2 separate regions of the Homo sapiens genome follow, and region 2 is linked to region 1. The links are chromatin loops, found by intact Hi-C in ENCODE. Cell type or tissue: endothelial cell of umbilical vein. All regions are shown on one strand. Each heading gives the region's core, and the rest is flanking DNA. Links, peaks and the distances in the headings are about the cores only. Region 1 overlaps PPFIA1 (PPFI scaffold protein A1). Region 2 overlaps PPFIA1 (PPFI scaffold protein A1).

Evidence for each region. A loop is a pair of places that touch in the nucleus more often than their neighbours do. Peaks named below come from ENCODE experiments on the same cell type or tissue, not always from the same donor. Only the 100,000 strongest peaks of a DNase experiment are listed, where the experiment ranks them.
Region 2: it touches region 1 in a loop (2.1-fold over the local background); 8 of 110 quality-filtered maps call a loop at or near these places.

What each region holds. Positions count from the first base shown.
Region 1 is chr11:70,279,993-70,282,902 of GRCh38, forward strand. The region is part of intron 2 of PPFIA1 (PPFI scaffold protein A1); the gene reads left to right. Among named protein-coding and RNA genes, the nearest start is that of MIR548K, 2.5 kb to the right of the region's middle. In endothelial cell of umbilical vein, for the core only: no CTCF peak of the experiment used is centred there; a DNase peak (open chromatin) is centred at 1,269; H3K27ac peaks cover 1,113 bases.
Region 2 is chr11:70,333,691-70,336,600 of GRCh38, forward strand. It overlaps PPFIA1 (PPFI scaffold protein A1), which reads left to right. Exons shown (of 28, transcript NM_003626.5): 11 at 1,873-2,004. Among named protein-coding and RNA genes, the nearest start is that of MIR548K, 51 kb to the left of the region's middle. In endothelial cell of umbilical vein, for the core only: no CTCF peak of the experiment used is centred there; no DNase peak of the experiment used is centred there.

The sequences.
Region 1 (2,910 bases), core at 181-2,680:
CTGCCTTCTGGGCTCAAGCGATCCTCCCACCTCAGCTCCTGAGTAGCAGGGACTACAGGTGCGTGCCACCACACCTGGCTAATTTCTGTATTTTCAGTGGAGGTGGGGTTTTGCCATGTTGCACAGACTGGTCTCAAACTCCTGGACTTAAGTGATCCACTTGCCTCAGTCTCCGAAAGTGTTGGGATTACAGGCATGAGCTAGCATGTGTGTATATATGTGTGTATATATATATACGTACATACATATATATATATAAATATATATGTATATAAAAATTTTTAAGAGACAGGTGGCTGGGTGCAGTGGCTCACGCCTGTAATCCCAGCACTTTGGGAGGCCAAGGTGGGTGAATCACTTGAAGTCAGGAGTTCGAGACCAGCCTGGCCAACATGGTGAAACCCTGTCTCTACTAAAAATACAAAAAATAGCCGGGCATGGTGGCACATGCCTGTAATCCCAGCTACTTGGGAGGCTGAGGCAGGAGACTCACTTGAACCTGGGAGACGGAGGTTGCAGTGAGCCAAGATCACGCCATTGCACTCCAGCCTGGGTGGCAAGAGCGAAACTCCGTCTCGGGGAAAAAGAAAAAGACAGGCACCCTGTTGTTGCCGAGGCTGCAGTGCAGTGGCGCGCGTGATCACTGTTCACTGCAGCCTCAAACTCCAGGGCTCAAGCAATCCTTCTGCCTCAGCCTTCTGAGTAGCTGGGACTATAGGTATGTGCCACTGTGCCCAGCTAATTTTTAAATTTTTTGTAGAGGCAGGGTCTTGCTATTTTGCCCAAGCTGTTCTTAAACTCCTGACCTCAAGTGAGCCTCCTACCTTGACATGTCAAAGCACTGGGATTACAGGTGTGAGCTATTGTGCCCAAAATCTAAAGTCCAGATTTTTTTTACTGACCCATCTTCCACCTCACTCATCCCCTCTTCATTTGTGTCCAATCTGCTGTTTAGCCCATAGATTGAGTTCTTAATTTCAGTTATAATTTTCAGTTCTAGAGTCTGCTTAATTCCTTTTACTATTCTAGTTCTCTAGTGAAATTTTTTCCTTTTGTCAAGTATATTTTTGAATAGTTGACATTTGCATCTGATAACTCTATTATATGGGTCACCTCCGGATCCATTTCTGTTTTTCTTTTTTCTCTAGGTTCATTTGTTGATAACGCCCATTTTTGTTTTTTTAATTGAGTCAGACATTATGTATGAAAAACTGTAGAAAGCGCTGGGTGATGCTGTCTTCCTTCAGAAAGTTTCCCTCTGTCATCTGGCACATGCCCAGAGTAGGGACAGATCATCTCAGCTCAGTCAGGGCCTGGGTGACCAGAGGCTGGGATTCAGTCAGTAAGCGTCAGTTGAAGCTGCCTTCCCCCAACCTCCTGCTCCTGGTGTAACCATCCGGGGGTTCCATCTGAAACCCTGGAGTGTTTCCCAGGGCCCCTCTTTCTTGGCGTGTCCTGGAGCCCAAGTTTTGTCTCCTTAACGCCATGAGACTACTGAAAGCCCAGCTTCTCGGCCAGGTTTGCAGAGTGTTGGGCTCATTTCCTGTGTCTCCCTTTTCTCTGGGATCTTGGCCCCTTAAGTCCTGGCTGACTGTCAGGCCTGTACTTCTTTTTGTCTCCCCAGACCCTTGGGGCTTTCTAGAGCTCTGTAGCCTCTACTTTCTGCTGAGTTTTCTTCCCAGTTATCAGTGTACTGCCCCCAAATCCTTCCAAATTGTCAAATGCACTGACAGAAAGAGTGGGGGCTCTGAATAGTGGACTCACCTCAGTGGGCCTCTCTTTGGTTTGGAATGTTGGTCCCTTCATTTGTGGCTGCCTTGGCATCTCTTTGATGCCTGCAGACTTTCAAGTCATACTCACCTTTTCTAGTTTTTGGTGGGTTGCCGGGCTACAGGCCACCCCGCGTATCACTGAAACTGGAGCTGAAGCGGGCGTGCTCTCTCTGTCTGCAGCATATGCGGAGTCTGGAGACATTGGTTATCATTACTTGATAGGGAGCATACAGAACCCACTCACCTCGCTTAGGCTACCTTGTCCAGTTTCTTTTTTTTTTTTCCAGTCTGCTTCTCATGACATTGTCCAGTTTCTAATCAGAATCCCCCATTTGCCCCTGCCCAGTCACTTAACCACTTAAAGACAGTAGAGCAAGTGGCCTGCCCAGCGGGAGACACAGCCCTTGGCCTCCAATTCCCGTCTTGGCCACTGTGTGGGCTGTTCCACCCTGCTGTAGTCTCTACTCTTCCCCATGCCCTGTGTCAGACCGAGGGAGGGTTTGTGATGACATATCTGGCAGTGGCAAAGAAGGAGGCTAGGGAGGTAGGAGAGGTTGTGTGCGTGGTGTTTAGTCTTACTTTGGAGATGGGGTCTTGCTGTGTTGCCTAGGCTGATCTCCAACTCCAGGGCTCAAGCCATCCTTCTGCCTTGGCTTCCTGAGTAGCTACCACTACAGGCATGAACCAGTGTGCCCAGCTACCTAATGTTTATTCTATGACTTGATCCCATGTATGTTTCCTTTTTGAGTGCTGATTTTTTTTTTTTTTTTTTTTTTTTTTTTGAGATGGAGTCTTGCTCTGTCACCCAGGCTGGAGTGCAGTGGCGTGATCTCGGCTCACTGCAAGCTCCACCCCCTGGGTTCACACCATTCTTCTGCCTCAGCCTCCCCAGTAGCTGGGACTACAGGTGCCCGCCACTACATCCAGCTAGTTTTTGTTTTGTATTTTTAGTAGAGACAGGGTTTCACCATGTTAGCCAGAATGGTCGCGATCTCCTGACCTCATGATCCACTGCATGCCTTGGCCTCCCAAAGTGCTGGGATTACAGGCGTGAGCCACCGTGCCTGGCTTTTTTTTTTTTTTTTTTTTTTTAAGAAGGAATTTTGCTCTTGTCGCCCAGGCTGGAGTGCAATGGTGC
Region 2 (2,910 bases), core at 294-2,793, 54 kb after region 1:
TGCACCCTCATCTGTGAGTCGCCTGCTAATGCGTACATCCCACACAGTAGTTGTTTTCAGTCAGTATTGGGAGCTGCGGAAGAAATTTGAGATCCTAGGCAGTACTTCAGGTGTCCAAAAATGCTTCTTGCTTGTCTAGCGGCCTATCAGGGGAACTGTTCTAGGTAGCTGTGGTACCGGCGTGGCCCCCCTACCCCCTGCAAATGTAGAGGCAGGTCCATTGTCCTGAATGACTAGTCCACTTTTCTAGGATATGGCACTGAATTCCCACATGCAGGTCAGAGGCCTGACCTCTGTCCCAGGTTAAAATACTCCAAACATAATGGCGTGTTGGAATGAATGTTTCTAAGCAAGAGCAACACCGTAATTGAGCTACAATAAAAAGCACTAGGAAGGAGTGTGGCAGTGGAGACTTCTGTCCATTGAATCCTAAGATTGTTTTCCTGAAAGAGTTGGGTGGATGTCAATATGGAACATCCAGGAAAAAGATATAGCAAGAGCAGTCCCAGGGCCAGCTGGTACCAGGCCTGGGGTTTGGGGTAGATTTCTCTTTAACAAGTAGGTGGAGAAAGGAAGCATGCAGCGTCTAATTTTAGAACTCTTGCACCGTCACATCAGCCCACTTTATAACATTAATTTAAGGCTACTAGATTTTGTTTTCACCAGAAATCTGTATTCTTGGCCATGCCCTGCAGAGAATCAAAGGAGCTTCTGGGAAACGACGATTCCGACTCCCAGTGAGAGGGTGCATTTTAGGCAGTCCCCACCTCCCCTTCCAAAATGCACACTCATGCTCACAGACACAACAGTGAACTTTAAGCTGTGTTCTTTAAAAATTATTTAAATGCTGACGGAAAATAAGCACAAAGAAGGATATTGTTTCTTTCCCAAGAGGAAGTATGCGATACTCCGTATGGCACATGATGTGCTGGACCCTTTCAGGTAATGATAGTTGCTACATGTTAGACCTTATGAGAAAAGGAGAGGTCACTACCCATGTTTTCCCAGTGCAGAAATTGGGCGCACGGGGTTCGAATGCACTGCTGATGGCGCGGTCTCATGGCTGTCTCCTCCTGCCTGGGCAGCATGACTCGGGTGCACGTCGTAACCCCGTGCCATTGCCTCCTGCCTGGGAGGAGCCCCCTGAGCACTGCAAGGGCACTTGGGCGATGAGGGCATGGAGGTGCCACCTGGACAGGTGCCACCTACTGACACTTCCTGTCCCTTTCTGCCTGTCATTTGAGAAACAAAGGTTTTAAACCATGAATTTGATTATGGTTTTATAAAATAATAGACATGTCAGTTTTGTTACTACATATTAAAATTACTTAAGGTAATTATTTATAATTTTTGAATGTAAATTTCCATTACGAGAAATTTAAGCAACATAAAGATATAAAGAAAAAATATGAAGGTCTCTCTAGCACAATTTTTTTTTCCAAAACAAACTTTTTAACTTTTTTGCTTTGTAAATTAAGTTCACCCTTCCTCCCCAAATCCAGACCCAAGCTTTTAGTTACACAAGGGGAAATTCCTCTACCAGCGTGGAGACAGGCTCATCCTCTAAATATCTGCTATAAATCTGCTCCTTAAGTCCCTCTGACAGTTAACAACTAGTGACATTCCTGAGGAGTCCTGTGGCAGGAGCAGTGGGACCTTCTAGTTAATGACCTTTCCAAGACTTGTCCCGTGCTCCCTGTGTCCATGAGTTGGTTCTGGTCACCATGCAAAAGTCCACTCAAGATGGCAGTGTGGGGAGCAACTGGGGGAGGGGAGGGCACACATGGGGCTCACCCTGTTGGTCCTTGTGCTTTTAAAATAATGATCGAGGATTTACGTGAGGTTTATAAGACTTTGTTTCTCCTGCTTTAGGCAAGGCAAAGAGAAAAAATGAACGAAGAACATAATAAACGTTTATCAGACACTGTTGACAAGCTGCTTTCAGAATCTAATGAGAGGCTTCAACTTCATCTTAAAGAGAGAATGGCTGCTTTGGAAGATAAGGTAAGTTAGATAACACGGACATGCTGGAGCTTTCCCACCCTCTGCCAAAAGATTGCTCATCTGCCCCTGAGCAGGCGTGTGTAACAGTGGTTAGCAGCTGTTACCGAAAATGGGAATTATTCTTTAAAGTGGAAAAGGTATGCACAGTTATCCAGTCACTGAATTAACTTATTGTTTGCTAAGTCCATGCCCCATTTGTGTGTATGGGAAATTGTTTATCATTCTTATTCTCTAGAATGAGAGTAGGTAAGTGGTTTTTATAAAGGGCCAGATTGTAAATATTTTAGGCTTTTAGTAGTTATGAGTAATTAAATAATTTTATGCCAATCAAGTCATTAGCACAAAAGCAGCCATAAATAACGTGTAAATGAATGAGTCTGGCTATGTTCCAATAAAATTCATTTGTAGAAACAAGCAGTGGGCTGGTTTTGGCCGTCAGGTTCTAGTTTGCCAGCCCCTGCACTAGGATCATTTTTTGGGCCCAACCCTCACCCCTTTATTATTCATGCATTGGAAGTTAATTTCTGGCTGGGCGTGGTGGCTCACGTCTGTAATCCCAGCACTTTGGGAGGCTGAGGCAGGCAGATCACTTCAGCCAGGAGTTCAAGACCAGCCTGGCCAACATGGCCAAACGCCATCTCTACTAAAAATATAAAAATTAGCCAGGCCTGGGGGCACCCGCCTGTAGTCCCAGCTACTTGAGAAGCTAAGGCATGAAAATCGCTTGAACCCAGGAGGTGGAGGTTGTAGTGAGCCAAGATTGCGCCACTGTACTTCATTCAGCCTGTGTGACAGAGCAAGATCCTGTTTCAAAAAAAAAAAAAAAAAGTTAATTTCTGTCTCATTTATAAATAGGTCACTTAGGTTGTATCGTGTACTAGAAAGGGTTCAGTCAGCTGAAACCAA